7 separate regions of the Homo sapiens genome follow, and all the other regions are linked to region 3. Evidence: chromatin contacts called from ENCODE Hi-C or POLR2A ChIA-PET data. All regions are on one chromosome and are shown on one strand. Each heading gives the region's core, a stretch centred on a gene start or an enhancer-like site at or near the end of the contact. The rest is flanking DNA. Distances are from core to core; before and after follow the strand shown. Region 1 holds the start of CBLN3 (cerebellin 3 precursor). Region 2 overlaps SLC7A7 (solute carrier family 7 member 7). Region 3 holds the start of NGDN (neuroguidin). Region 4 holds the start of MRPL52 (mitochondrial ribosomal protein L52). Region 5 holds the start of DHRS1 (dehydrogenase/reductase 1). Region 6 holds the start of PCK2 (phosphoenolpyruvate carboxykinase 2, mitochondrial). Region 7 holds the start of OXA1L-DT (OXA1L divergent transcript).

Region 1 (4,097 bases), core at 1,598-4,097, 960 kb after region 3:
AGACAGCACAGATCAGGAGAAAGAGAGATAGTGGGGATATGCTGGAACAGGTACAGTGAAGATAACTCAGTGAGAGAGCTGGGAGGAAGGAGGCAGCAGTCAGAGTGTGGAGGGACTAAAGTTCAAACTTCAAAGGTGGAGCAGTTTCAGGAGGTGGCCAAGCAAGAGGATGCATGGTTATCGATGTTTTCCATGGTCCACTTCCAGCTCTGTATACCTGCTCTCAGCTCTGCTCTCAGCCAGAGCAAACACACTCACCCTAATCTCAGGTGGGGAGGTAAGGGCCAGAGTCCATCTGGGATCCAGCATAGAAGGACAGCCAGGATTGCTACCTGCTGGCTGCTCTGCTATACATGCAGAATGTGTACCATGTTCAGTCTAGACAATACACCCTCCTTCCTTCCTCACCAGCCACAGACTCCAGGCCCTTCCCACCCTTCTGCCTGTGGCTGAGCCTCCCACCCTAGCCCATACGGTGCTGGTTCAGCTTCTGACGGTGCTGGCTGAGATCCGTGATGCTGGCTTTCCTCACAGGAAGAAGCCTGCAGGGTACGCTGAGGCTTGTCCATCTGGGCTCCTGTGGGGGCCTGTCAGGCTCACCTGCGCCACCTGTCCCTGATCAGCATTGAGCAGGAAGCTGGGGTGGGGGAACCGGAGGAGCAGAGGCCGCAAAGTAGTGCAGATCTTCCTTCTTGCCAAACCTTGCCCTGATCCTAGGGCTGCAGGCAGGAACAGATGCAGCAGGTGGCTGGGAGGGTAACTGGGGGTGGGTGGGTGGAAAGGCCTGGTCTGGAGATGCCACAGCTCTACTCTTCTCTTAAACTTGGGTGTTTGGCACAGGGTCCCATGCAAAGAGGTGGGATAGGAGCCAGAGGGAGTCTCTCTCCTGCCTCTGCTGTTTCTGGGGCAAGAGAGGGCAGAAGAAAGTTGTCAGGGGCTGGATTCTTGTGCTTGAAAGACTTGGGTCCTCAGAGAGGGAAGATGAGGAAGCCAGAGAAACTTGAGTATTTCCAACCACCCAGTAGATTCCCCCGACGCAGGCGCAGAGACACTCGGTCCCCAGGGTCCAAGGGCAGTAGCACAGAGCTGGTGGCTGCCTCCCGGGTCACGTCAGGATCATTGGCAAAGGCTGAGATGACAGGCCACGTGTTCAGCATCAGGCTCACCTGGGGAGGGGAGCCCAGTTAGCCCCCATTCCCCAGCCCTTAGCTCAGGACCCCCCACTTTCCCAGGAGCTTCCTCTTGGGAAGCTGGGTTTTAATGGGCTCTCCCGGGAGGGCTGAGGGGCGGCCAGCATTGGACTCTGCACATCCTCCACACTCAATGCAAGGCAGGCCCATTCCTCCCCTGGTCCTGGCCTCCAGGACACAGGTCAATGGAGAGTCCACCCGGAGGTCAGCTGGGCTCCCCTTCTTCCCCCTCCCCACCCTCCTGAGCCGGGGATGGGGGCCAGTGCTGAGGTCACCTGGACAGTTTGGCGGTTGTACACCTTCACCACATGGAACCGGAAGCTGTAGACACCCCGGACAGGGGCTACGAAGGAGCCAGAGGCCCGGTCAAAGCCACCGCCCTCGTTCACCAGGACCTGGGGGAAGCAGAGCCTGCTGAGTGGGGCTCAGGAAATGCCCATGGCTCAGGGGTACCATGGGGACTAGGGGCAGGGGCAGTGAGTAATGAATAGAAGGAGTGGCAAGTAGGAGTGAATAGGAGTGAACAGATTCAAAAGAAATGGTGAGAAGGGGCAAGGAGAGGGCTGCGTATGGGTGGAGGGAGGGGAAACCGTCGGTGGGGTGGTGGGGCAATAGGCCAGATTAGTGAAAGATGTAGGAAGCTGTTTTCTTAAAGCCTCAGAGACAGCAAAGTGGGCTTGGACAGTTGCTTCCAGGTCCTTGCAGGGTCTTTCCAGGTCCCCTGGACAGGGGTAGGGGGATTACCTGGTCGAAGTAGATGGCCCCACTGGTGCCATTGCCGGTTTCCCCTGCTGGCTCATGGTGGTGGCTTCGGACCGCAGCAAATGCCACTCGCCCAGGGGGTGCCTCTCCCAGGGCTGCTCCCCCGGGCCCCCCTGCAGCAGCTCGGCCAGGCTCACAGACCACCAGGCACTCCCCCTCCAGCAGGACGGGCTCTGACCCCTCCTGGGCCCACCCGGCCCCCAGGGCCAGAAGCACCAGAACCAAGGGCAGCCCGGGACTGTGTAGGGGACCTGGTAGCCAGTGTGGCTTGGCTCCCAACATGGCTGAGGGGCTCTGCAACCCACAAGTGCCCCGGTCTTCTGCCCCTCTTCTGTTTCCGCTCCTCTCCCTGGATTCTCACCGCCGGCACCCTGATCGTCTGCCCTCTCTAGGCTCGCTGAACCCCCTCTCCATACCTGTGTCCCAGCTCTGTCCTGCCTCCCACTCTTACTCCTGCTGTCACTGCAGTTCCCTCCTCCTTGGCAGAGCATGCAGTGACAGCAGTTGGGCTTTGGGAGAGAAAGGAGGGATGAAGCCGCCTGCCCACTGGACGGGAGGGCTGCAGCCAGAGCTTCAGGGCAGCCCTGCTGGATGGGACAGCACTGAGGGCTGGACCTGGGGGGATGGAGAACATGGTATGTGTGTGTGACGGGTGTGACAGAATGTGTGAGTGTGTGCATATGCCAGAGGCAGCCCCTCAACCCCTTCCTCCTACTCTTCCTCTCTTCAAAATCCCCCACAAATCAACAGCCCTTCTTCGTGGCATCTTTCCGTTTGTTGGAAGAAAGGGGTACTCCACCACGGGTACCCTCCGCCTCCCGCCTCCCGCCTACCCCCTCCGCCACGATTGCTTTGGTGGAAAGTGCTTGGGCCTAGAGCACCAGTGGGCCAGTCACGCTGCCTCTTTGGTCGGCCACATCTTTATTCGCGGGAAACAACTTTCAACGCATGGTTCCCCTTTCCGAGAAGTAACTGCGCAGAATGCGCGAGGACCCTGAGGGCCGGGAGACAGACGGGAGGGCTGGTGAGAAGCGCAAGGGGCGAGCCCTGGAGCCGCCGAGGGGACTAGGCCGAGCGGGCCCGTCGGGGCCTCTGGGCGCGGCGGCGGGGTTGGGAGGAGGGCGCGCAGCCGGGAGGAGCTGGGCTGACTCCGCCCCAGGCCAGGAAGTGACTCAAGAAACAGTTTGCGTGCGATGTGGACAAGAGAGGTCCCCGCTGGGTGAGGAACCCGGGAAGGCCCGCCCAGATTCGGGCCCCCTGCCCTTGTCCCCTGGGCTGGGGGCGCGGGCAAAGCGGGGGCCTGGCGGGCGCTGAGAGGACCTGAAGCCGGCGCGGGCGGCGGAGGCGGTAGGCGCGCCCCTCCACCGCGCCCGGGAGCGGGGAGCGGGGGCCGCGGTGCGGAGTAGGCCCGGCCCGGGGTGGCTGCCCCAGTCCGCGGTGGGCGGGCCCGGCCCGGCCCGGCCCCTGGGCCCTGGGCGGTGCTCCTGGCCCGACGGAGAGGGGCAGCGGACGGCTGGGGGAGGGGTGGGAGTGGCTTGAACCTTGGAAATGGCAGACCAGGGCCCCCAGAGGACAGCCTAGTTCAATCCCCTGCTGAGGATTCGTCCTTAAGAAGCTTCAGAGTGCCCCAGGAGACTCCTTCTGGCCTCCAGGCCGAGCTGGAGCCCCCCCACCCTTCTTGCTCCGGACTGTGGTCATCCTTTTCCAAAGCCCAGACGCCCACTCTCGATAGACAGCCTTGTTTACCGGGACTTCCTCTCCGGAGAGGCCTGCGTGACATACACCCTCCCTACCTCCAGTGGACTCAGATGCTTGTCACCTCCTGGGGCTGTTTACCAGAGCCTTAACTAGGTGCGACCTGTTGATAGCTGGTGTAGTCCCAGGAACCAGGATTTGGATGGAGGGTACAATGAGGCTCTGAGCTGCCTTCTCCCCTTCCAGGGCTGGGGGCAGCAGCCATGCCTACCTGGGGGGCCCGCCCCGCGTCCCCAGATCGCTTTGCGGTGTCTGCGGAGGCTGAGAACAAGGTTCGGGAACAGCAGCCCCATGTGGAGCGCATCTTCAGCGTGGGGGTGAGCGTCCTTCCGAAGGACTGTCCGGACAACCCCCACATCTGGCTGCAGCTGGAGGGCCCCAAGGAAAACG
Region 2 (3,882 bases), core at 144-2,643, 680 kb before region 3:
AATTAAAATTGAACCAAAAAGTGAGGTTAGCAGAGTATGGCTTGTTCTTAGTGAATTCATACACGTTACTAATGATTTCCCACCCTTCTGCTCGTACTTCACTAACCAGATTTAACTTACAAGCCTAGAATTTGGGCAAGAATCCACCTTAAGTTATCACTTCAGAGTGCTGCTCATCCACCTCCGGTGGAAAGCTGGGCTATCACTTGTGGTAGGTAGACTAATGGCCCCCCAAAGATGTCCACCCCCTAATCCCTGGAACCTGTGAGCCATGTTATATTGCATGGCAAGGGAGAATTAAAGTTGCAGATAGAGGCCAGGCGCAGTGGCTCATGCCTGTAATCCCAGCACTTTAGGAGGCCAAGGCGGGCAGATCACCTGAGGTCAGGAATTCTAACCAACATGAGTCAGCCTAACCAACACGGTGAAACCCCGTCTCTACTAAAAATACAAAAAATAGCTGGGTGTGGTGGTGGGTGCCTATAATCCCAGCTACTCAGGAGGCTGAGGCAGGAGAATTGCTTGAACCCAGGAGGCGGAGGTTGCAGTGAGCCAAGATCACACCACTGCACTTCAGCCTGGGCAACAGAGCAAGACTCTGGCTCAAAAAAAAAAAAAAAAAAGAAAAAAGTTGCAGACAGAATGAAGATTGCTAATCAAGTGACAAAACAGGGAAATCATTCTGTATTCTCTGGGTGGGCCCAATGTAATCACAAAAGTTCTTAAAGATGAAAGAGGGAGGCAGAAAGGTCAATGTCAGAGTAGTACAATATGAGAAAGACTCTCCCAGTTACTGCTGACTTTGAAAATGGAAGGGTCCATGAGACTCTAGAAGCTGGGAAAGGCAAGAAGATGGATCCTCTCCTTAAGCCTCCAGAAAGAAACACAGTGCTACTTCATATTAGCCCAGTGAGACCCATTTCAGACTTCTGACCTCCAGAATTATGAGATGATAAATTTGTGTTGTTTTCAGCCACTCAATTGGTGGTAACTTGTTAGAGAAGCAATAGAAAACTCATATGTTGGCTGGGCACAGTGGCTCGCTCCTGTAATTCCAGCACTTTGGGAGGCCAGGGTGGGCTGATCCCTTGAGCTCAGGAGTTTGAAACCAGCCTGGGCAACATAGAGAAACCCTGATTCTACAAAAAATACAAAAATTAGCTGGGCCTGGTGGCGTGCACCTGTAGTCTCAACTACTCAGGAGGCTAAGGTGGGAGAATTGCTTGAGCCTGGGGAGGTCAAGGCTGCAGTGATCCTTGATTGCACCACTGCATTCCAGCCTGGGTGACAGAGCAAGACTGTCTCAAAAAAAAAAAAAAAAAAAAAAAAAAAACCTAACTGCAGGCAGAAAACTGGAAGTAGCACTGGGTGGTACTATTCATTACATTTGTTGAAAAATGGAGAAAGGGGAAGTGAAACCCTTGACAGCTCACTGGATCTTGGTGTACTGAAATTTCCCTCTCACTGCAATCAAAAGAATCTAAATGTGACCTTATGCAAAGAAGGCAGGCATCCCTTATGATAGCAGATCCTCAAACAAGTATGTACCTCTCTCTTTAATGTACTACATGAATCCCAGCTCTTCTAGCAAATCATCATTTTTGAACAAAGTATACTCTTTCATTATCATATTCTAATCAAATATCGCTGATGCCTATGAAATTGTTTCCTCCTTTCAGTAAAAGGTCAAATACGGGCCGGGCACAGTGGCTCATGCCTGTAATCCCAGCACTTTGGGAGGCGGAGGCAGACGAATCACGAGTTCAAGAGATTGAGACCATCCTGGCCAACATGGTGAAACCCCGTCTCTACTAAAAATACAAAAATTAGCTGGGTGTGGTGGTGTGCGCCTGTAGTCCCAGCTACTGGGGAGGCTGAGGCAGGAGAATCACTTGAGCCCAGGAGGCGGAGGTTGCAGTGAGCTAAGATCGCGCCACTGCACTCCAGCCTGGTGACAGAGCGAGACTCCGTCTCACAAAAAAAAAAAAAAAAGGTCAAATACGTTTATTAGCCTTACTTGTAATATTTGTAGATAAGAGTTCAAAAGCATCATTTCTGATCTTCCATCCCATTTTCTCCAAATGCGTTACTGAGCAACTCCTCTCTGCCTTTATTCTCTGCTATGTAGTCTCCAAAATACCCAGATTTATACTTTTATCTAGGCATTTTTCTCCTTGCCTCTAAAATTTCCATTCTAAAGCCTTATTATACACATCTCTCCCAATCCCTATAAACCTCCTCTATCCCTTACCAGGAGTTTATCTTTCTGGTATCTTAGAATCTTAGAATTTACGGTTAGGAACTCTGTTCTGTGTTCTTTTTTCTTTCACATACACAGCCTTCAGCTGACAAAGAGACGAAAATTCCACCTGCCACTCAGTTTGCTACTTTAAACTTCACGTCACCAGTGAGACATCTCAGCTATCTTCTGACTGGTGACATCATTCATCCCACAGCAATTAGCAGAAGGATAGCAGTCCCTAGGCTTAATTGGTGTGAGCAAGCTCTTGGTCACATGTTGCTCAGAAAAACTGCACATTTCTAGGTTAGGCTGGGTCTGTGTATAGTCAGATGCACACTATTCCTGGGGGAAGGCCAAACCCCACAACTGGCATACTCAGGCCTGCTAATACCCTGGTGTCTCCAAAATACTCTACCACTGCTGTTTCCTCAGAAGGTCCAGATATAAGCTCTCTGGAAACGCCTCATATCTGTTACCTAAACCCAGAGATTTCAAGTCTCTTCTTCCTTTTCTTTGCTGCATCCCCATTTGTTTTGTCTAATGTTGGTTTGGGAAAATCTCTACACCTTTTTTTTTTTTTTTTTAATTGAGATGGAGTCTCGCTCTGTCGCCCAGGCTGGAGTGCAGTGGCGCCATCTCGGCTCACTGCAAGCTCCGCCTCCTGGGTTCACGCCATTCTCCTGCCTCAGCCTCCCGAGTAGCTGGGACTACGGGCGTCCGCCACCACGTCCGGCTAATTTTTTTGTACTCTTAGTACAGACGGGGTTTCACCATGTTAGCCAGGATGGTCTCAATTTCCTGACCCCGTGATCCACCCGCCTTGGCCTCCCAAAGTGCTGGGATTACAGGCTTGAGCCACCGCGCCCGGCCTGGAAACTCTCTACACCTTGAAATCACAATTTCACCCTGGCTTCTTTGATACATTATTTCTTCCACTCTCCCTAGGTGCTGTTATTTCTCTCAGATAGCAGATGGCCTTCAAATTATTTTACCTTTCAGACTACAGAAACCTTTTACTCCAGGTGCAGTGGCTCATGCCTATAATCCCAGCACTTTGGAAGGCCAAGACGTGAGGATCACTTGAGGCCAGGAGTTGGAGACCAGCCTGGGCAGCATAGCAAGACCCTTTCTCTACAAAAAAATTACAAATTAGCTGGACTTGGTGGTGCACACTGATGGTCCTAGCTACTTGGAAGGCTGAGGTGGGAAGGTCACTTGAGTGCAGGATTGAGCCCATAACCATGCTACTGCACACCAGCCTGGGCAACAAAGCAAGACTTCGTCTCAGAAAATAAAATAACATTTTTGACCAGGCGTGGTGGTGGCTCACACCTGTAATCCCAGCATTTTGGGAAGCCGAAGTGGGCGGATCACCTGAGGTCAAGCGTTCATGACCAGCCTGACCAACATGGCAAAACCCCGTCTCTACTAAAAATACAAAAATTAGCCAGCCGTGGTGGCGCACGCCTGTAATCCTAGCTACCTGGGAGTCTGAGAGAGGAGAATCATTTTGAACCCAGGAGGCGGAGGTTGCAGTGAGCCGAGATTGCACCACTGCACTCCAGCCTGGATGATAGTGTGAGGCCCCGTCTCAAAGAAAGAAAGAGAGAGAGAGAGAGAGAGAGAGAGAGAAAGGAAAA
Region 3 (4,228 bases), core at 1,247-3,746:
CAGATCATACTCTTTTTGTCCTATCACATTTCTACACGCTGTCCATTCTTCATCAAACCTAACCATAAAAATGGAATCTTCATTTCTGAAGGCTCCCGTGTCATGTAAAACTTTCAATAAATTCATCAAACTTTTTTCTTGTTAACTTCTTTTGTTATAGGAGTGTCTTCTATGACCCTTATGATGGGTGAGGAAAGGTATCACACTTTTCTGCCCCTATAGTTGACAAGTATTTTATTTTTTTAGAGATGGGGTCTCCCTCTTTCACCTTTTTTTTAGAGATAGGGTCTTGCTCCGTCACCCAGGCTGGAGTGCAGTGGCACGATCATGGCTCACTGCTGCCTTGACATGGGCTCAAGTGATTCTCCTGCCTCAGCCTCCAGAGTAGCTGGGACTACAGGTTCAAGTCACCGTTCCTGGTGGACAATTATTTTAATAATCAAGGCCGGGAGCAGTGGCTCATGCCTGTAATCCCAGCACTTTGGGAGGCCGAGGCAGGTGGATAGTGAGGTCAGGAGTTTGAGACCAGCCTGGCCAACCATGGTTTAGTAGAAACCCCGTCTCTACTAAAAATACAAAAAATGAGCTGGATATGGTGGCGGGTGCCTGTAATCCCAGCTACTCAGGAGGCTGAGGCAGGAGAATCGCTTGAACAGGGAGGCAGAGGTTGCAGTGAGCCAAGATCGCGGCACTGCACTCCAGCTTGGGCAACAGTATGAGACTCCGCTCAAAAAAAAAAAAAAAAAAAAAGGCCGGGCGCGGTGGCTTACGCCTGTAATCCCAGCACTTTGGGAGGCTGAGGCGGGTGGATCATGAGGTCAGGAGATCGAGACCATCCTAGCTAACATGGTGAAACCCTGTCTCTACTAAAAAAAAAAAAAAAAAAAAAAAAATCAGCCGGGCGTGGTGGCAAGTGCCTGTAGTCCCAGCTACTCGGGAGGGCGAGACAGGAGAATCGCTTGAACCCGGGAGGCGGAGGTTGCAGTGAGCCGAGATCGCGCCACTGCACTCCAGCTTGGGCAACAGAGCGAGACTCGGTCTCAAAAAAACCCAAAATATGGCAGTGCAATTTGTTTTCTCATTGCTATCATAAAGCATATGAACAAACTAAATTTCAAATTCCCCGAAAAGGAAAAGTTTATTGCTGATCTAATTAGACAGGTCCGAAAATTTATGTAGAAATAGAAACTTTTCATAATACAAATCTTGATAAAACATTACAAAAGCTACTGGATAATTGACTAAGTATGCTGCAACAGCATCCTGAGCTTCCACAGTGGGCCTGAAGCAGCAAATTAAATGTTAGAGGAGTGGGGACTGAACACCCTCCTGCCTTCTTGAATCCAGCAAGATCTAGATACCAGGATTTCCTTACCTCACCTGCCCAGATACAGGTGTTATTCTTAATTCCAAAAGACAGCTTCAAGTCGGTAAGATCTGATTTCTAGACCCAGCTCTGTTGGACGAGTTGTGAACAAAAAATTATACACTATCATTCACCCTTTCGGTGCTTTATTTCCTAAGGCATGGGATGGGAACAATGAGTATCCGTCCAACCTACTTCACCAGCTTGTGAAAAACCAGAGTGAGAGAACACATCTGAAAGCACTGGGTAATGATGAGGCAGGTTATACTGAAACATGCACTGCCAGAGTTTGAACCAAGTTCTGCTGAAGACCTGTGTGACCGCGGTAAGTCATGTAAATATGAACCGTTCCCCAATTTGTAAAACGTATTCTTTTCATGTCCCCAAACTGGTAGGAGCGAAGAGTGTCGGGGCGTTATTGGAGCCGTTTCTCAGCGCTCCACAGTGCACACCAAGAGGGCAGGTGTCCTCGCACTCGGTTTCTAAACTCTGGCTCTGGGCTTCTCTAGCCTCGCTCTCTTATTTACAGATGAAGAAGGCTCAGAGACCGAGTGACTTGTCCACGGTCACACAAGGAGTAGTGTTACAGAATCGATTCCAGGGCCACCGGGTCTGTAAGGCATTTGGCGCGGTGGCCGTTGGATGAGCAGCCAGCAATGGCGGCTCTGCAATGTCGACACCGCAAAGCCAAGCCAAGGCCCATCACCTAGCGGCCGGTTCACGCACTACAAGAAAAGTGCCGTGAAAAAAGACTCTGGGTGCTGCGGCAGACGGGAGCCAATACGCGCTAAGTTCGCTCTGCTAATTCCTTTTTTCTATTGGTCCTTCCAACTGTCAATCAATTATTTGACTGTCTCTTATTGGCTTGCCGTCAATCATTTTACTCAGTCTACCAATCACACGCTCTTTGCCAAGTGCTTTTTTTCGTCCTGACGACTCTTTCTGAGTCTGACGAATTTAGCCAGTTCCTTTATTCCATTGGCCAGATCAGACTCCTCCTCTCGTTTATCCTGTTGGGGGCGGAAGTGAGAAAGCCCTTATTCGTATTGGCTTAGATTTGCAAGCGGCAGTTGTCTATCAAATCTATCAAGTCGCCCTTAGCGCTCAGGAAGTACGACACCGGAAGGGGTGGGCTTTGCGAAGATGGCGGCGCTGGTGAGTTTGGTGTGGTTTCTTCCTCGCGTAGCTATTGTGGAGTTGTCCTTTGCCTTCAGCGGCTGGAGGCAAACTGTTGGTACCAGGGAAGGGTGGTGATGAAAGTTGCTTCAGGGAGGCGGCCTCCCTAGAGTTACCGTTCCTGTCCGGTAACCCAAGGGGCTGGCTTTAAGGCGAGTCTGTGAACCCGAGTGTGAAGGCCCCGAGTCTGGGTGTCTGACGGAGAGAGGGCAGTTTCCCACCCTAGACGTTCCACTTTCCTATAATCCTGAGGAAAGAATGACTTTTCTTTACGCCTCCTCTCCCTTCTGTAGGGGGTGCTGGAGTCCGACCTGCCAAGTGCCGTGACACTTCTGAAAAATCTCCAGGAGCAAGTGAGTAGTGTCGCCTCTGGAATAAATTAGTCACGGATTGGCTTTGAGTTTGTGTACTTCACCTCAAAACTTTGGTGATTGAGATACGTGAATGCTTCCAAAAACCTTAGAGTAAAATGATGTAATCAAAACCTTTTCACGCCAGAATTCTAAGTAATTGATTCTGCACCCAAGGGAATACAAGAAACTCCAAAAAGAAATTATATGAATAGTTTTCCTTTATTCATATAGCTAAGGAAACCAGTGCTTGGAATGGTAACATGACTTGCCCTTTGGGTGCCCAGGTAATACACACTTATATACAGATGCTTCTCGACTTAACGATGGAGGTTATGGCCTGATAAACCCATTGTAATTCGAAAACCTCATAAGTCGAAATTTAGGCTTGATGCCGCTGCCCAGCATCACGAGAAAAGGACGGTTTCTACCGAATGCATATTTCTTTTACACCCTCGTAAAGTGGAAATTAAGTCATAAGTCGGGGAGTTATGTAGTTCTATGCATTGTAAGTTCAACTAGTACAAACAAAATTACAGTGCTTCAGTCACTACTCTCTCAGTCCTTTTCTCCTCCCTGTGGTTCAGTAAAAGATGGTCTCTTCTTTAAGAAGTGGAAAGTTTTTTTTTTTTTAAACTTTTTGAAGAACCATCTCTCCTATGCTTTCCGAGAAGTGAGAAGATAGTACTATACTTTAGACAGTGTTTCAGATAATTTTTAGGTGGCATTGTTTAGCTTTTGCTCTTCACAGTTTGCAGACATAATTTGATATAATCTAATCACTTGTTTTATTTGGGCTAATTTCAGGTGATGGCTGTAACTGCACAAGTGAAATCACTGACACAAAAAGTTCAAGCTGGTGCCTATCCTACAGAAAAGGTAAGATGTACTCAAACAGTAAGCATCCCCTGACTTAATGTTCTCAGTAGTTCTTTCATTGTATGTTTATTGTGTCTTATATATCCTAAGTGCTCGAGCTTCAAACATAAATATGATCCAGTTTCTGTGCTGAAGTCTAGAGGGAAGACAAAGCAAAGCAATAGATGTAAGTATTAATAGTAGCAGTCACATTACAGAGTTATGAGTCTCCAGCCAAAGAGAGGGATTAATTAACTGCCAGAAGAGCAGAGGGATTCAGGACAGGCTTCCCAGAGGAGGTGATAGGATTTTGAGGAATAAATGGGAGGGACAGAAAGAAGGAACATGTGCAAAGGCACAAAGGCCTGAAAGTATGGTGATAAGGGAAAGGAGTAAGTCATTTTTGTGATAGGATGTACTTTCTGTGTTATGTGTGTTGGGGGTAGGAAATAAGACTGGAAAAGTCACTCTGAAGATT
Region 4 (3,863 bases), core at 806-3,305, 640 kb before region 3:
TTTTGTATTTTTAGTAGAGATGGGGTTTCACCATGTTGGCCAGGCTGGTCTCAAACTCCTGACCTCAAGTGATCCACCCGCCTTGTCCTCCCAAAGTGCTGTGATTACAGGCATGAGCCACCACGCCCAGCCAATAGGAGATTTTTTTTTTAAGGTCAAGGGCATCTCCACTCAGAATTCCTCTGTGCTTACCAAAATGTGAAACCCCAAAATTTGAGACAGGTCTCAGTTAATTTAAAAAGTTTATTTTGCCAAGGTTGGGGATGTGCCTGTGACACAGTCTCAGGAAGTCCTGAAGACATGTGCCCAAGGTGGTCCGGGCGTAGCTTGGTTTTATACATTTTAGGGAGACATGAAAATGTAAGAAGTCACATTAGTTCTGTCCAGAAAGGCAGAGACAGCTCAAAGCAAGGCCCCCTCACTGGGGGCCCCCAGGTCACATGTAGGTGAGAGACAGATGGTTGCATTATTTTGAGTTTCTGACAAGTCTTTCCAGAAGAGGTAGTCAGAATATGCATCTGTCTCTGTGAGTAGACAGATGACTTTGGATAGAATTGGAGGCAGATTTGCCCTGAGTGGTTCCCAGGTTCTCAGCTTGAAGAGGACCAAGATATTTTCCCTTCACACCTGGCAGACAGTTAATGGGCTCTTTTGTAGGAGTTTCAGGATTTATAAAGCACTTTCACTCACATTATCACTTTTAGATCGTTTTCACAAATGTAACATATTAAGCATTTTTAAAATTAAAAAATGAAGGATAAATGACTTCTCCAAGACAGTACTGAATAGCAAGTGATAAAAGGAGGGGAGTCGCCAATCAGGGTTTGCCACTTTCTAGTACCTACCTCACAGGGTTGTTGCAAGGATAATATTAAGCAATGTGCGGTGGTAGCACTTATAAAAATGGAATGTCACATCTTAGCTCCAATACAATACCCCTTTCTCAGGAAAGTCATCTTTGATGGTCTACTGTAGATCAAGTTCACACTATAAACTCACAAACAACATGTATTTCCTTTCCCAGCACTCAATGACAATATTCATGTATGTCATCATTTGATTGTCTGTTTTTTTTTTTTTAGTTGGAGTTTCACTCTTCTTGCCCAGACTGGAGTACAATGGCGCAATCTTGGATCACCACAACCTCTGCCTCCCGGGTTCAAGCAATTCTCCTGCCTCAGCCTCCCGAGTAGCTGGGATTACAGGCATGTGCCACCATGCCTGGCTAATTTTGTATTTTTAGTAGAGACAGGGTTTCTCCATGTTGGTCAGGCTGGTCTCGAACTCCCAACCTCAGGTGATCCGCCAGCCTCAGCCTCCCAAAGTGCTGGGATTACAAGTGTGAGCCACTGCACCTGGCCTGTCTTGTTTCTTTTATACCGAGAGCTCTATCAGGATATTGATGTCTGGTTTTGTTCTCCATAAAATCTACGCCTAATACAGCACTTATCACACAGAATTTTTTTTGAGACAAGGTCTCGCTCTGTTACCCAGACTGGAGTGCAGTGGCATGATCTCTGCTTACTGCAGCCTTCGGCCTCCCAGGCTCAAGCCATCCTCCCACCTCAGCCTCCCAAGTAGCTGGGACCACAGGCATGCGCCACCACACCCAGCTAATTTTTCATTTTTTTGTAGAGAGGGAGTTTCGCCATGTTGCCCAGGCTGGCCCAATTTCCGATTAACTCTAGATTTGATTACTTTTCTTAGTCTAGGAAAACTGTGTTACAGTGATGCGAGGATCTGTAGAATGACGTGGATGTTACCCCTGAGATCAAAGTTACTATTAATATCAATTTCAATGAACTAGAGACCGCTGTAGGGAGGTTGTGGGAACTGTTCAGAACGGCTTAATCTGGGAGGACACGACTTCCACTGAGAATGCATGCGCTGAACGACAATTCGTTTTCACCTCAAAAACCTGTACTGCAGTTTTGTCTCTCCTTCCGTACGATGACCCAAGATGGCGGAGCCGTGATTGAAAACCCAGATTCAAGATGGCGACTTCCTGCTTCCCCGATAGCGTCGCGCGTGGCCACCGAGGCCACGCCTACTTCCGGCTACCCCGGCTACTCCTGCTCAGCATGGCTGCTTTAGGGACTGTTCTCTTCAGTGAGTGGGTATAGATAGGGACCGTGGACTCGGGGGCCCTTTGGGGACGGGCACAGGACCCCTGATCCGGCTGCGCGGCCTCTCCCCCAACTCTGCTCTGTTCTCCCAGCAGGTGTCCGGAGGCTGCACTGCAGCGTAGCCGCTTGGGCGGGCGGCCAGTGGCGACTACAGTGAGTCCTGGGATGAGGGCACCTGGGGGACCAGAAGCTGGGCTAGGTCCTCACAGATCTGTTTTTCTCCACACAGGCAGGGACTGGCTGCCAACCCCTCCGGCTACGGGCCCCTTACCGAGCTCCCAGACTGGTCATATGCGGGTAAGCGCTGATCTGGCAGTTAACTCCACTGGGGAGATTTTCACCTAGAGGGAACGCCCCTGGACGGGGAGCTGGGGGTATCAAGGTGGGGGCGTGTAAAAGTGTTTAACTTTTTATTTGGAAAACGGAATTTGGGGAAAGAAACCCTCTTGTTTATTTTGTAGATTGCATTTCGACTAAGGAAGGTAAAGCTAAACAGGATCTTGGCTTGTGGAGATAAGCAGAAGATAATTCTGACTTGGGGCCGCCAGGGTGGAAGGGGGTGACAAGACTTCTGCGTTTTTCAAAGGGGGACATTTTTTTTTAACCAAGAACCACTTTTCTCTGTGGTTAGTGAATTTTCAGTATTTGGTACCAAATGCAGGGAGAGCTCTTTGAAAAGCTGCAGAAATAAGCGTCTCAGAGGGGTAGAAGGATGAAGACTATGGATGGCAGGCTCCCTTCAGAAAATTCTTTTACCTTTACTTACAAAAGAGAGAGGGAGGGAGAATAAATATTAGCCCTAGAAGGGAGAACCTTAGAGAAGTTGAAGCTACTCCCCATTCTCCTTATGAGACTCCAGTGTACAAGTAGGAAATTTGAGGCCTACAGAAGTGAATTGCACATGATCATACAGCTAGGTAGTAGCAAATCCAGGACTAGAACATAGGCCAGTCCTCCTTGACAACACAGAGATCTGAATATTTAATACCCTATTGTTGCTCTCTAGGGGTATGATCCTGCTTAATTGGATAATTGGTGACTGAGGAAGATGGTGAAGATTTTTTCTACTTGTTATTTACTGTAAGAAGCCTGGCATCTCCTTGTAGTAGTATGGACTATTGGAAAGACTCTGGAATTACATATGACTGCTTTTTTTTTTTTTTTTTTTTTTTTGAGATGGGGTCTTGCCCTGTCACCCAGGCTGAAGTGCAGTGGCATGATCATCGCTCACTGCAGCCTTGATCTCCTGGGCTCAAGCAGTCCTCCCACCTCAGCCCCCCAAGTAGGTGGGACCACAGGCACACACCACCATTCCTGGCTAATTTTTTTTTTTAACTTTTAGTAGAGACAGGCTCTTGCTATGTTGCCCAAGCTGGTCTTGTACTCCTTAGCTCAAGTGATCCACTTCAGCCTCCCAAAGTGCTGGGATTACAGGCATGAGCCACCACGCCCAGCCTATGGACCTTATTCTTAATCCAGGCTTCCCTTCTCGCTAAGTTTGTGGTCTTGGACAAATTACTTAATTTTATCTTAGTCTCAGTTTCCATATCTGTAAAAGAATACCTATCTCATGTGGTTCTTTTAAGGATAAAATGAAACAACCAATGTAAAGCATGTGGCATACACAATATTGGTTCCCCTTCCTGGTAAATAACACCTCTTCTCTGTCTTGCCTTCAAACTTTTGGGCAGAGTTTTCACTCTGTTTCTTTCTTTGCGGAAAGTAAACTACTTGGGT
Region 5 (4,148 bases), core at 1,649-4,148, 830 kb after region 3:
CTGGAGTAGGACAGGGGATATGAGCTCACATTCACACATGGGTGTGAGTCATGACAAAACTCCCCAACCAAAGTGGGCTTGAGAACTGAGAAGACAATCAATCCTAGGAGAGCCTGCTGCAGAGGCAACATGGCAGGCAACGCTGCCCTCTGGTGTCTGTTTGAGTAGTTTCAGGAATGATAGGCCTCCCCACCACAGAGCAAGGTGAATTGCAATGTAAGTTTTAATAATCTACAAACATTTACTGAGGCCCACCATGTGCACAGCATTGTACTTTGCAAGTAGAGGGTAAGAACAAGTGAGGCATGGAGTCTGCTCTTGAGAAATGAGTAAGCATCCTTTTCCTTGTTGTGGTCATTTCCATCTCTCATGCCCTTAGCTCCCACCCTACACTACTCACCTAAAACCTCTACTCAGTCCCAGTTGTCTTACCCTCACTCCACCAATGCTCCTGGTTGGTAATTGAAAAAACCAAAGCTATCAGCCATGAATGATTTCTACTTCCTGTTCTGTCTCACTCTCTACAAATGCCCACAAACCTCCAACTTCAGAGGAAGAAGAGTCCTTTATCTAAGAACAATCCTCCTATTCTCCAAATTTATGCTCTGGGTCCCCGCCTATTACCCTCCTTGCCTGAACTACTGCAATGCCTCCCAACGACTCACCTGACCTCCAGTCTGTCTGCCTTAAATTAATTCTTCATAATCCAGCCAGTACGACCTATCTAAAACACAAACCCTGTTCAAAATCTCCTAACTGGATCTCCATCTCTTAGAGGATGAAGCCTGAGTTCTCTATTAGGGTCTTCCAAGACCCACTCTTTCCTCTCCAGCCTCTCACTCACTACTCTTCCCTTGCATTATCTCACACATCTACTCTTTCACACAGCGTCCCTATGCTTATGGAGCTCCCTCTGCTGGAATGCTTTTCCTAACTTCCTTTACCTAATTCTTACCTTTCAAAACTCAGTTCAAGAACCACCTACCTCCTCCAGGACGCTTTCCCAAACCACTTTCCCTAGCCACTCTCCTATGTCATCTGGATGCTCCCCAACACCCCTAGAGTATTCTGTGCATATCTCCCTCTTATAATTTACCATATTCACATTACATTGAAGTGACTGCTTTCTGTACCTGACTTCCTGTTGGAATCTATCTTCATTTTTAATTAAAATTTTTTTTTTTAGAGACAGGGTCTCACTGTCACCAGGCTGGAGTGCAGTGGTGCAATCATAGCTCACTGCAACCTCGAACTCCTGGGCTCAAACGATCCTCCTGCCTCAGCCTCCCAAGTAGATGGTACTACAGGTGCAGGCCACTGTGCCTAGCTAATTATTTAAAAAATATTTTTTGTAGAGACTGGGTCTAGCTATGTTGCCCAGACTGGTCTCCAACTGCTGGCCTCAAGTGATCTTGCTGCCTTGGCCACCCAAAGTGCTGGGACTACAGGCATGAGCCACTGTACTCCACCATGGACTGAATCTTTGAAGAGCAGAAATTAGATTTTATTAGTCTTGGTAACTTCAGTGGTTTACCAATGCCTAGCAAATCATGGATACTCAAATATTTATTTAACTGAAGTCTAGTAAATAAGTAAAAAATGTGCAGTTCAATAAAGTCTTGCCTGAAATAGAGGAAAGCACAGGTCCACAACCCTTTAGTTGCAATTCCAAAATCTCTGCTCTCAAACAAAAAGTTTTTTACTTTTCTTTCTTTTCTTTTTTTTAATACAGTGTCTCGCTGTGTCGTCTAGACTGGAGTGCAGTGGTGTGATCATGGCTCAACTCCTAGGCTCAAGCGATCCTCCTGCCTCAGCCTCCGGAGTAGCTGCTGGGACTGCAGGAACGTGCCACCATGCCTGGCTCAAACACAAAGTTTTTTCATAAAACTCACTTGGCGGCAAAATTCTACCTTACCTGAAGTTATTTACGGGGTTTTTAATTTCCACTTTGAATAAATATTCACATCTTGTTGAGTAGTATTATAGTTTCAGGTAAGGGATTAGGAAAGGAGCTGTTAAGTGGAAGGGCTCTCTCGGGTGGTTTCTGCAACTGTGGTCCCAGAGGAAGCACTCACCTCCTGAGCAACAACGCGAAGGGTGTCCAGATGGCGGCCAGTGATGTAAACTGTGGCGCCTGCTTTGCAGAGCTGCAAGGCAATGCCACGGCCAATACCCCTGGAGGCACCAGTCACCACACACACTTGGCCATTCATGGGAGCTGCCATGACTCACAGGCAAAGGAGGCAGGTCTGTGGAAGCAAAGACTTACTCTGAGGGAAGCCTGGAGACTGTGTGTGTGTTGGGGCGAGGTTGGGGGGTAGGGGAGAACCTCACTAGGGCTAAGAGGAGGAGCCAAGGTAAGAATCCTTTGAGGGGAGAGGAGTCAGAGGCTGACAACTGGGTGCGGGCCTGAGGACAAGGCTGACTGTCTTTTGGGAGGCCCAGAGAGTGAAGAAGGGGCTGAGTGGGACTGTCCAGAGGTGGACAACTACTACAACCCTCTGAGTGTGGCTGCCTGGATATGGGAATCTGGCGCGGCAGCCCCTCGGGGCGCGTCCACGCAGAGTCCTGGGCTATCTGAAGCTCCGGTCCCTGGCCTGACCCAGTCCGGCTGAGCCAGAGGCGCAGCTTCCGGGCCGGGGATGAGCGCGAAGCCTGGAGATCCTAAGCCCTAAGTGGGACGAGCGTGCGCCGCTTACCTGCCACCTGCGCTGCCGCTGAGGTCTGCAGATTGCGGGGCTGCGGTGGAAGTCTGGGTTCTCGCCCAGATTGAGCCGGCGACGTGGAGGCAGTGTTCAAGGATTGATTCTGTAGTAGGACCCGGGGCGATTCTGTGCTGAGGTAGAGGGGCAGAGTCCCAGGCCAAAGTTAGAACCTGCGGATGGGGGCGGAGCGATCTGGGTGACACACCCACCCCGCCCGGCTGGGGCGGCGCGGAACTATGACGTAGTAGCTGCGTCAGGAGCGCGCCCGCGTTTCTAAACTTTGTCTGGATAAGGCGCACGCTTGGCGACGTCGAAGGTCCGTCCGCAGTTAAGGAAGCTTTTGCAGCCGGACAGGTCGCGAAGCACACATGGGGCAGGGTCCGCGCTCTCCACACAAGGTGGGGCGCCGGTTCCCAGCTGGTGGCAAACGGGGGCGCGGGGCCAAGGGGTCGGGGCGCCCCTTACCAGGCCGTAAGCGGCAACCCTGGCCGCCTCCGGATGGGCGCTCGGAGCCGGCTCCAGATTCGCACCCGCACCTGAGCCCGGAAGCTCTGGGATATTTCCGCCGGGCGCTGTCAGCATTGAAAGAGGCTCCCGAGACTGGGGAAGAACGAGGTAGGCAGCAACTTCGGGGTTTAGACCAAGAGCATCAAATCCAGGGCAGGCAAGGAAACTTTCTAGGGTCGGCAGGGCGTGGGGACTTAGTTTCATTTCCCATGTCCTCTTCCTCGGCCTCCGACCCACGACCCTTGGTTAAGCGAGGGTACATAACTGTATTCTCTACTAAGTCTCTTCAAAGTGTGTCTTTCTTCCCTTTTCAGATCTGATGGTGCACAATATAATGAAGGAAGTAGAGACTCAGGCCCTAGCTTTGTCCACGAACAGGACTGGCAGTGAGATGCTGCAGGAACTGTTGGGATTCAGTCCCTTGAAACCGCTTTGTCGCGTGTGGGCTGCTCTGCGCTCTAACTTGCGCACTGTGGCCTGTCACCGATGCGGGGTCCATGTATTACAAAGTGCTTTGCTACAGCTCCCTCGATTGCTGGGGAGTGCTGCAGAGGAGGAGGAGGAGGAGGAGGAGGATGGAAAGGATGGTCCCACGGAGACCCTGGAGGAGCTGGTCCTGGGACTAGCCGCTGAGGTGTGTGATGATTTTCTTGTCTACTGTGGAGACACACATGGCAGCTTCGTGGTCAGAACTCTGCTTCAGGTGTTAGGAGGGACTATTCTGGAGTCTGAGAGAGCCAGGCCCCGTGGTTCCCAATCATCTGGTAAGTATTACAAGAGGAAAGTGGACCTAGGGGGAAGAAGAATTTAGAAAGTTCAGAATGAGACAGTAAACAGAAGAGTAAGTCTTCATGGGGGAGCTTGACCGGGAAGAATTAGCTTGACCTGTCCTAATCTGAACAGGGCTTAGCAAGCCAAAGATTAGTGTGTGCGGAG
Region 6 (3,982 bases), core at 458-2,957, 620 kb after region 3:
GGAAAGAGATCCAAATACATATACCTGAGGTTGAGTGTAGGCTAGAGCCTGAGGGGGAAGAGACGGGGACCAGTAGCAAGCCCGTGGCTGGAGACCAGCTCTCCTTATCCCACTATGTTCCAGCATAGAACTCCAAGAAATCTGAGAATCAAGACTGTTTCTGTTGCAAGTGGCAGAACTCCAATTAAAATTAGCTTGAGCAAGAGAAGAAATGCATCAATTCCTGTAACTGAAATCAGGAATCCATTGCTCGCCATCTCCCTGCTCTGCTTCCTCTAGGCTGGCTTCTGTCTCAGCCAGGTTCCTGCTTTGCAGTGCCAAGCTAACACTCAGCAGCTCCAGGCTTATATTCTACCAGCTCAGCAACTCAGCAGAAAGAGAGCTAACTTCCAAAGTTTTAGAAAAAGTCCCAGAGAGGGATCTCATGCCCATCCTTGAACATCCTTGATTGCTGTGGCCAGAGTGAGGAACACAAAAGTTGGCTAAGCTGCAAGCCTACCCCCAAGAGGGGTGACATCAGACCCACATGACAATACAGACTGAGGAGATGGTTCCCCAAAAGAAAATCAGGGTGCTATTACCAGAAAAGGCGAGTGGATGCTGAGCAGACACCCATCATAGATATGCTGAGTTTGAGGTGCTATATAGCATTGTGGGTGATATCCAGTGGTCTCAGGTTGGAGAGAGATGTCCCAATGGAGGTATAGCTTGAGAAATCACCTGAGGACTTTATGATGGTAGTTGGGTGGGCAGATGAGTTTCCTCATTGGATTGTGGAGAGAAAGAATGACCAGGCCGGGCGTGGTGGCTCACGCCTGTAAATTCCAGCACTTTGGGAGGCCAAGGCAGGCGGATCACGAGGTCAGGAGTTGGAGACCAGCTTGGCCAGCATGGAGAAACCCCGTCTTTACAAAAAATACAAAAAATCAGCCGAGTGTGGTGGCAGGCGCCTGTAATTCCAGCTACTCTGCAGGTTGAGACAGGAGAATTGCTTGAACCCGGGAGGCGGAGTGTGCAGTGAGCCGAGATCGCGCCACTGCACGCACTCCAGCCTGGGTGACAGAGTAAGACTCCGTCAGGGGAAGAGGGGATGTGCCGGGGGAGGAGAATGACCAGATCAGAGGACCAAGGAAGAGACCCAGGGGTAGAGAGACTCCACCATTTCATGGCAAGGCAGAAAGGAGCCTTGATCAGGAGGAGAAACGGGGATTTAGGAGTTGGGGACTAAGTGGACCTTAGCATTGGGCACTTGGACTACAGAAAGGCCCAGGACTCAGGGTGTCGCGTCCCCAGGAGGAGGAACTGGAAAGGCAATGCCCAACCCCCTAACTTCTAGACGTCTGGCCCCTGTAGTCTCCCGCCCCTGGCCTCGCCCCTCGTTCCTAGCTTGTTTGCCACCTAGTGTCTCTCCCGGGAGCAAGAGTCCTCAAAGTTACATCATGTGCGGCTGGGAGGGCGGTGGCGGATGGGGGGCGGGGCCTCGAAGTCGGGGGCCGAAGAGTGGACCCAGTCCTCCAATGGGAGAGATGGGTTTGGCGGTTTGGAGGCAGGGGTTGGGGCGGCGGCTGGGCTGACCTGGAGCCTGGAGCCCCGGGGCCGAGGGAGCTGGCCTGCCAGCGGGGCGGAGGAAAGCTAGTGCCAGCCCTACCAGGTTCCGCCCCCGCGCCTGCCCCCCTCCTTTTTAAGCGCCTCCCGCCAGCCTCTGCTGTGGCTCGCTTCGCCGCGCTCCCTCCTTCCCCGCCTTCCATACCTCCCCGGCTCCGCTCGGTTCCTGGCCACCCCGCAGCCCCTGCCCAGGTGCCATGGCCGCATTGTACCGCCCTGGCCTGCGGTGAGTGACCCCCGGCCCGGGGCCCACCCGCACCTTCCGCTGCGCTCGCCCCCTCGGGGCTGCCAGTGGCGCTCTCCTGCTCTCAGCCTCCGCCAGGTTTCCCATCCTAGGCGGAGGCGGGCAGGGGCGACTGCTGTGGGTCCAGCCTCCCGCGCCGCGCGTCTCTTGGGAGGGCAGCCGGCCGGTGCTCCTCGTTTCCGCCTGCACCTCCCCTTCTCTGCCTCGCTCGCCTCTGACCGCGCGATCTCTATCTGCCACTCTCAGAACTTCCTCTCTCTCCTCGCTCCTCTCTGCTGAGCCAGGTCTCCGCATATCCTCCTTTCCTTCCCAGATACCTCCCTCGGACCTCTAACGGGCTCTCAGCCAGCGCCCCAGGGTACTTCGAGAGGCAGCAGGGCCCTGGGGACAAGGGTACGTGAGCCCCGGGAGACTAAGCTCAGAGCCCCCTAAAGAAGGTGGAAGGTTAAATATCCATTCCCGGCCTCTCCCGGACTGGAAGGACTGGAACCTGGCGGGAAGTCCAGAGCAGCCCGAGGGACCTGGGCCCAGGGGAGGGAGGCAAGCAAGGTGGGAGGAGGGCGCCAAGTTGCCTTCGTTTCTTACATAGCTGGCTTCTTCCTCCGTCCAGGCCTGGAGCCCCCAGGCTCGTCCTGTTTGTCTGCCTGTCCTCTTAGTCTCCTATTTATTCTCTGAGGCCTCTCTTCTCAGCTTTTGTCCCAGAGTCGGAAGTGACCCACATCTGTCGCACAGCCCGTTCCACTTGGGCAGCCCTTGTGGGTGGTCTCTGAAGGAAACGTCCCACTTAGAGGGCTGCAAGAGGGTGTGGGGGCTTCACAAGAGATAACGTGAGCCAGGCTCCAGGGAGAGAGAGGCTGTCCTCAAGACTGTGTGCTTGAAAACTGATGCTCACGGAGAACTTCCCTCTGAGGCAGGAACAGACCCAGGTCCCAGTAGCCCTCCTCCCCTGCCCCTGGGGCCACACTGATCATCTATCCTGCTTTAGCGGAAACCACCCCAGCTTCTACCCCAGACAGACTCAAGCTCCCGTATCCATGCTCTGAGCTTTCTTCCTTCCCCAGGCTAACACCCTCTGAGTCTGAGCTGCCAGCAAGCTGCTGTTCCACCCTCCCACCAACACCAAAGCTCTCTAGGCATGTGGCCTCTAGGAAGAAGAGCCAGGGGAAGCACGGGGTCACGTGGTCCTGGGTGTGGGGGCAGTTTCTGATGGGCGAGGCCTTGATAGAGGAGGAGAGTAACATCCCCTTCATGGTCTTTGCTCTCTCGGGTTTACTCCACCTTGAGTCCAGGCCAATCAGAGCAGACGTTGCTTCTCTGTCTCCCAGGGCCATGAGAGGACAGACAACAGGACGCTGACCTCCTGAGAATTAAGCCCATGAACCCCAGCCAGTGACACTCATTCCCCAGTGGTCAACCTTCCGCAGAGTTCAGAAATACTTACCCGAGGGCAACATTTTATGCAACCATTGTTGGTCCAAGTGGGCAGCAGCAGATCAGGGCCTGGAAGCCCAGCATCCAGTCACCTATTCTCTGTGCAAGAGCCCTCATCTAGAAACCTGGCACTGGAAAGACTGTGACCTTTGCTTGGGGCTTTCATAGTCTTACAGCATACACACCAGAAGGAAAGAATAAACACAGCTGCCATTTTAATTTATAAAAAACTATACTTGAAAATGGAAATAAAATGGATGAGGCTTCAAATACCAGACATATGAAATTGTCACCTGGGCCCAACTTCTTGTCTTGACACTTGGGCCAAAGGCCCCTACTCATTTCTTTTTTTTTTTTTTTTTTTTTTTTTTTTGAGACAGAGTCTTGCTCTGTCGCCCAGGTTGGAGTGCAGTGTCCCGATCTCGGCTCACTGCAACCTCCACCTCCCGGGTTCAAGCGATTCTCCTGCCTCAGCCTCCTGAGTAGCTGGGACTAGAGGCACACGCCACCACATCCGGCTAATTTTTATATTTTTAGTAGATGGGGTTTCACCATGTTGCCCAGTATGGTCTTGATCTCCTGACCTCATGATCCACCTGCCTCAGCCTCCCAAAGTGCTGGGATTACAGGCATGAGCCACCGTGCCCAGCCATCTCCCTACTTATTTCTAAACGTTGATTAAACAGTTAAACATGGGCATGG
Region 7 (4,020 bases), core at 1,125-3,624, 700 kb before region 3:
TGCTGAGATTACAGGCCTGAGCCACCATGCCGGCCCAACATAACTTTTATATGCACTGCAAAACAAAAAAATCCCTGTGACTCACTTTATTATGATATTGGCTTTATTGTAGTGGTCTGGAACCCAACCCACAGTATCTTCCAAGTTTGCCTGTACATTTTAGCTATCTATTATTAAACAACTTAGTGGCTTAAAACTACAATAATTTTATTTATTTGCTTGTAATTTTGCAATGTGGGCTCAAATAGCCTTTCTTTGCTCCACACGCAGTCACCTGAGGTGGCTCCAGTGGGCTGGAGAATCCACTTTTTAAATGGCCTTCTTCACGTGGCTGGCAAAAGTTGGTGTTGACTGCTGGCTGGGAGTTCAACTGAGGCTGTTGGCCCAAACCTCAGTTCTTCTTCACATGGTTGGTTGGGCTTTTCACAGGCAGTAAGTCTGAGAAGTCAAACTTCTAACACAGCAGCTGGCTTCCCCCGAATGCAAAAACAGAAGCTATCAGGCCTTCTTAAGGCATAGTCCCAAACTGGCATAACATCACTTCCAACGCATTCTACTATTGATTAAAGCAAGTGACAGGCCCAATCAGACTCAAGAGAAGAGAACTCCTAAAGGTGCAAATATTGGGAAGCCTGGTTCATTTGGGGCCACCAAAGTAGCAGTGTACTGTAAGATAGTCACCCTGCCAAGTGTTCTGTAGCTGTATATTTGTAATTACTTCTAATTGTATTGAGTTTTAAAAGTAATCTCTAAAAAAAAATCAGTGTTTCCATATCAAAAATCTATTGATGTTTATAATAGCATCCAACATATGCAAGTGTTAGCTCATACCACTAATTATTACTAAATCAGTATTATAGTTCTTTGCCTCCTATTTTCGCCATATCTGTCAGGTACATTCATAATCGTTCCAAATGAGCAGTCACTGAAATAATTTCAGGTTATTGTATCTTTCTGAAACTATAATTTGTTGTTTAGAAAGTAATCTGCATATTGAGAGACTTTGTAAGGGTTCAAACATAATCAAACTCCACCTTTCTGACCAGTAACTTTTTTCCCTGAAGATGAATGCTTTTAACTTCAAGAAACAGAACACCCAAGCAACAGACTTAGAGTCTAAACAGTAAAGACCTTTAATCATCTTTTTTTTTTTTTTTTTGAGATGGAGTCTGTCGCCCAGGCTAGAGTGAGGTGGCTCCACCTCGGCTCACTGCAACCTCCACCTCCCGGATTCAAGCGATTCTCCTGCCTCAGCCTCCCTAGTAGCTGGGACTACAGGTATGCACCACCACGCCCGCCTAGTTATTTTGTTTTTTTGTTTTTTGTATTTTTAGTAGAGACAGGATTTCACCATGTTGGCCAGGCTGGTCTCGATCTCTTGACCTAGTTATCGAGACCACCTCAGCCTCCCAAAGTGATGAGATTACAGGTATGAGCCACTGCACCCGGCCAAGACCTTTAATTAACTTACACAACAAAGTCTGGAGATAGGCAGTTCCAAGCATGGTACAGCAGCTCAATGATATCATCAAGTATTTGGGTGTTTTCTATCTTTGCCCTCAACCATCTTCAGCACGTGAGTTTTTCTTTCCTTTTTTTTTTTTTTTTTGAGACGGAGTCTCGCTCTTGTTGCCCAGGCTGGAGTGCAGTGGCACAATCCCGGCTCACTGCAACCTCTGCATCCCGGGTTCAAGTGATTCTCCTGCCTCAGCCTCCCGAGTAGCTGGGATTACAGGCGCCCACCACCACGCCCGGCTAATTTTTGTATTTTTAGTAGAAATGGGGTTTCACCATGTTGGCCAGGATGGTCTCGACCTCCTGATCTCGTGATCCACCCACCTCGGCCTCCCAAAGTACTGGGATTACAGACCTGAGCCACCGCGCCCGGCCTGCACGTGAGCTTTTCATCTGGAAACTTGTCCCCTCATGGTCAGTCCTCACACCACCCCACTTACAGAAGAAAAAAATGGAAAGGTGAAGTCTCCTCTGGAAGCTTCGTCTTTTTATCTGGGAGGAAAATATTTCCCAGAAGCTGCCTTCTTTTAATTTCTGTCAGACTCTAGACTACCCTCAAATTTCACTGGACCTGCGATTACAATATTACCTAGCAATAAGAATCAAAAGAATCGAACATCATTGAGTGGGAAAAATCCTCTGCAAGTACAGCCAAGCCTTTTCTGAGGCTATTTTTAAACTTACAAATCAGAGGACAATCGCGACATTAGAGGAAAATTACCCAGGTTTACGCCATCACTAACGATGATAGCTTACGATGATAGCTAACCCAGCTCTTCAACTTCCTTTCAATCTCCAGAAAAGGCTCTCTGCGTGCTAATGGTAACGTGGCTTTACAGATTTTTACCCACTTCAAATATGGCCGCCAAGCTCCGTTCTCTTTTACCGCCTGATCTGCGGCTACAATTCTGGCTTCATGCCCGCCTCCAAAAGTGCTTCCTCTCGAGGGGTTGTGGTTCTTACTGCGCAGGCGCAAAAGCAAGTCCTCTTCCGGGCAAAATGGCGATGGGACTAATGTGCGGACGCCGGGAGCTTCTGCGCTTGCTACAGTCCGGGCGTCGGGTAAGGATGCCCCGGGGCAGAGCACCGGGATGCTGCCCTGACCCAGTGAACCAGGCCCCAGGACAGCTCGTGCTAGGGGTATCAGCAGACGCTGACCTGCTCACCGGGACCTGAATGTCATGACCTCGGGTCATGTGAGGACGCGCTAGGGTTAGTCCCCGACACTATGGGCCCAGCAGCCCGGTGTCAGCTTCTGGAATTGGCTTGGCTCCTGGCGAGAGCACCTCGGCCTCGTTCTCAGGGCCCTCCGATGTGGGTCTGCGATAACTGAGATGCGGGGAACCCAGGTTCGAGCTTCGCTCTGCAGGCACCACCCGCTGCATGCCTTCGGGCTAGCGGTCTGCGCGCGGTGATAGCAATGTCCTCCCCTGTAGTGGCCGAGCTGCCTGCTTCTTGGGGAGTTAGCATAATGAATCCCGTTTGCACCCACGCGAGGACTTCTGCTCCCGGTAAAGGGGCTCCATCATCCTTTTACACGCTCAGGTCCACAGCGTCGCAGGGCCCTCGCAATGGCTTGGGAAACCGCTGACCACACGGCTCCTATTCCCAGCAGCCCCGTGCTGCTGTCGCCCACACTACCTCTTCCTTGCGGCTTCCGGCCCCCGCAGCCTCAGTACCTCTGCTATCTCTTTTGCAGAAGTCCAGGTAAGAGGCCTTTCGTTCCTGCAATATTAGGAGTGGTGTTTCCTGGTTGGTTTCATATTTTGTTTTGTTTGGGAGCAGGGGGAATATGGAGCAGAGTTCTTGTCCACGCTCCACACAGCTCTCCAAAATGATAGCATCTCTGCTTAGGATGGATTTTCAATTCAGTGGGGAAATGATTGAAAGTACAACAGGAGAGATGTTATATTTGGTTTTCTGAGCTGTTTTAAAGAAAAGCAATTGTTTCATGTTAATATATGGCAAAAATCATGATAGTGATATTCAAATGGCTGAAGTTTGGAAAACAGTGATAAAAGAAATAACTTCCCAGCATGAAGGGAAGTCATGGATTCTTACTCAAAGTAACTTCTCTTCCTAACTATTGATAAAAATGAGATGTCCTTTTTAAGCTTGAAATCTGCAGACACTAGGCTAACCTGGAAGAACAAGAAGTAGAGAGAACAGAACCCAGTACTGGTTATTATAAAAAGATCTCACTTGCTTTGTGTTCGCTACTGAATAAATATAATACAAGGCTTTCTTTCACACAGGTTCAGGCCCCTCCTGTTGTTGCTGCAACTCCCTCACCCACAGCAGTACCTGAGGTGGCTTCTGGAGAGACTGCAGATGTAGTCCAAACTGCTGCAGAGCAGAGCTTCGCTGAACTGGGGCTGGGGTCATACACCCCAGTGGGACTGATCCAGAATTTACTGGAATTTATGCATGTTGATCTGGGCCTACCTTGGTGGGGGGCCATTGCTGCATGTAAGGGGAATATACCCTGGACATGGGTTAGGGATT

What was found. A loop is a pair of places that touch in the nucleus more often than their neighbours do. ChIA-PET counts read pairs that join two places held with the same protein, here RNA polymerase II (POLR2A). Pooled maps may share reads with other maps.
Region 1: a map of tibial artery shows a loop between it and region 3 (10-fold over the local background). The contact joins the promoter of CBLN3 here to the promoter of NGDN in region 3. A Hi-C loop is called at or near these places in 1 of 168 maps with a recorded cell type or tissue (tibial artery) and 11 of 50 pooled maps. POLR2A ChIA-PET finds 5 or more read pairs at or near these places in 1 of 52 experiments (naive thymus-derived CD4-positive, alpha-beta T cell).
Region 2: a loop to region 3 is called in a pooled map, with 5 times the contacts of the local background. The contact joins the enhancer-like site here to the promoter of NGDN in region 3. A Hi-C loop is called at or near these places in 1 of 50 pooled maps. POLR2A ChIA-PET finds 5 or more read pairs at or near these places in 2 of 52 experiments (HEK293 and activated T-cell).
Region 4: a loop to region 3 is called in a map of CD8-positive, alpha-beta T cell, with 13 times the contacts of the local background. The contact joins the promoter of MRPL52 here to the promoter of NGDN in region 3. A Hi-C loop is called at or near these places in 1 of 168 maps with a recorded cell type or tissue (CD8-positive, alpha-beta T cell), 1 of 37 single-sample maps with no recorded cell type and 6 of 50 pooled maps.
Region 5: a pooled map shows a loop between it and region 3 (9-fold over the local background). The contact joins the promoter of DHRS1 here to the promoter of NGDN in region 3. A Hi-C loop is called at or near these places in 1 of 37 single-sample maps with no recorded cell type and 7 of 50 pooled maps. POLR2A ChIA-PET finds 5 or more read pairs at or near these places in 1 of 52 experiments (activated T-cell).
Region 6: a pooled map shows a loop between it and region 3 (8-fold over the local background). The contact joins the promoter of PCK2 here to the promoter of NGDN in region 3. A Hi-C loop is called at or near these places in 1 of 37 single-sample maps with no recorded cell type and 9 of 50 pooled maps. POLR2A ChIA-PET finds 5 or more read pairs at or near these places in 3 of 52 experiments (WTC11, activated T-cell and activated naive CD4-positive, alpha-beta T cell).
Region 7: a map of CD8-positive, alpha-beta T cell shows a loop between it and region 3 (7-fold over the local background). The contact joins the promoter of OXA1L-DT here to the promoter of NGDN in region 3. A Hi-C loop is called at or near these places in 2 of 168 maps with a recorded cell type or tissue (CD8-positive, alpha-beta T cell and naive thymus-derived CD4-positive, alpha-beta T cell) and 11 of 50 pooled maps. POLR2A ChIA-PET finds 5 or more read pairs at or near these places in 2 of 52 experiments (A673 and activated CD4-positive, alpha-beta T cell).

Annotation. Positions count from the first base shown.
Region 1 is chr14:24,426,821-24,430,917 of GRCh38, forward strand. CBLN3 (cerebellin 3 precursor) reads right to left here and starts at 2,848. Exons shown (of 3, transcript NM_001039771.3): 1 at 1,935-2,848; 2 at 1,466-1,585; 3 at 1-1,166. The coding sequence starts at 2,234. The coding sequence ends at 969. KHNYN (KH and NYN domain containing) reads left to right here and starts at 3,134. Exons shown (of 8, transcript NM_015299.3): 1 at 3,134-3,299; 2 at 3,894-4,097. The coding sequence starts at 3,911. RefSeq lists a silencer at 2,971-3,510 and enhancers at 3,541-3,720, 3,865-4,097.
Region 2 is chr14:22,789,023-22,792,904 of GRCh38, forward strand. All of the region lies in intron 2 of SLC7A7 (solute carrier family 7 member 7), which reads right to left. Among named protein-coding and RNA genes, the nearest start is that of OXA1L, 24 kb to the left of the region's middle. Within about 2 kb of position 1,394, at least 5 of the 41 ENCODE cell types and tissues checked have a DNase peak (open chromatin) inside an H3K27ac peak, as active enhancers do.
Region 3 is chr14:23,467,207-23,471,434 of GRCh38, forward strand. It overlaps NGDN (neuroguidin), which reads left to right and starts at 2,497. Exons shown (of 11, transcript NM_001042635.2): 1 at 2,497-2,521; 2 at 2,836-2,895; 3 at 3,700-3,771. The coding sequence starts at 2,510. RefSeq lists a silencer at 2,124-2,173 and an enhancer at 2,260-3,200.
Region 4 is chr14:22,827,832-22,831,694 of GRCh38, forward strand. It overlaps MRPL52 (mitochondrial ribosomal protein L52), which reads left to right and starts at 2,056. Exons shown (of 5, transcript NM_180982.3): 1 at 2,056-2,109; 2 at 2,222-2,279; 3 at 2,356-2,423. The coding sequence starts at 2,082. RefSeq lists an enhancer at 1,960-2,039.
Region 5 is chr14:24,296,882-24,301,029 of GRCh38, forward strand. It overlaps DHRS1 (dehydrogenase/reductase 1), which reads right to left and starts at 2,899. Exons shown (of 9, transcript NM_001136050.3): 1 at 2,700-2,899; 2 at 2,076-2,249. The coding sequence starts at 2,225. It overlaps NOP9 (NOP9 nucleolar protein), which reads left to right and starts at 2,969. Exons shown (of 10, transcript NM_174913.3): 1 at 2,969-3,320; 2 at 3,527-3,976. The coding sequence starts at 3,074. RefSeq lists an enhancer at 1,453-2,243.
Region 6 is chr14:24,092,604-24,096,585 of GRCh38, forward strand. It overlaps PCK2 (phosphoenolpyruvate carboxykinase 2, mitochondrial), which reads left to right and starts at 1,708. Exons shown (of 10, transcript NM_004563.4): 1 at 1,708-1,831. The coding sequence starts at 1,803. All of the region lies in intron 1 of NRL (neural retina leucine zipper), which reads right to left. RefSeq lists a silencer at 1,474-1,723 and enhancers at 1,731-2,380, 2,034-2,103.
Region 7 is chr14:22,764,188-22,768,207 of GRCh38, forward strand. OXA1L-DT (OXA1L divergent transcript) reads right to left here and starts at 2,375. Exons shown (of 3, transcript XR_001750638.3): 1 at 2,237-2,375. It overlaps OXA1L (OXA1L mitochondrial inner membrane insertase), which reads left to right and starts at 2,501. Exons shown (of 10, transcript NM_005015.5): 1 at 2,501-2,577; 2 at 3,061-3,222; 3 at 3,771-3,984. The coding sequence starts at 2,515. RefSeq lists enhancers at 1,096-1,659, 1,660-2,222, 2,223-2,786, 2,380-2,609.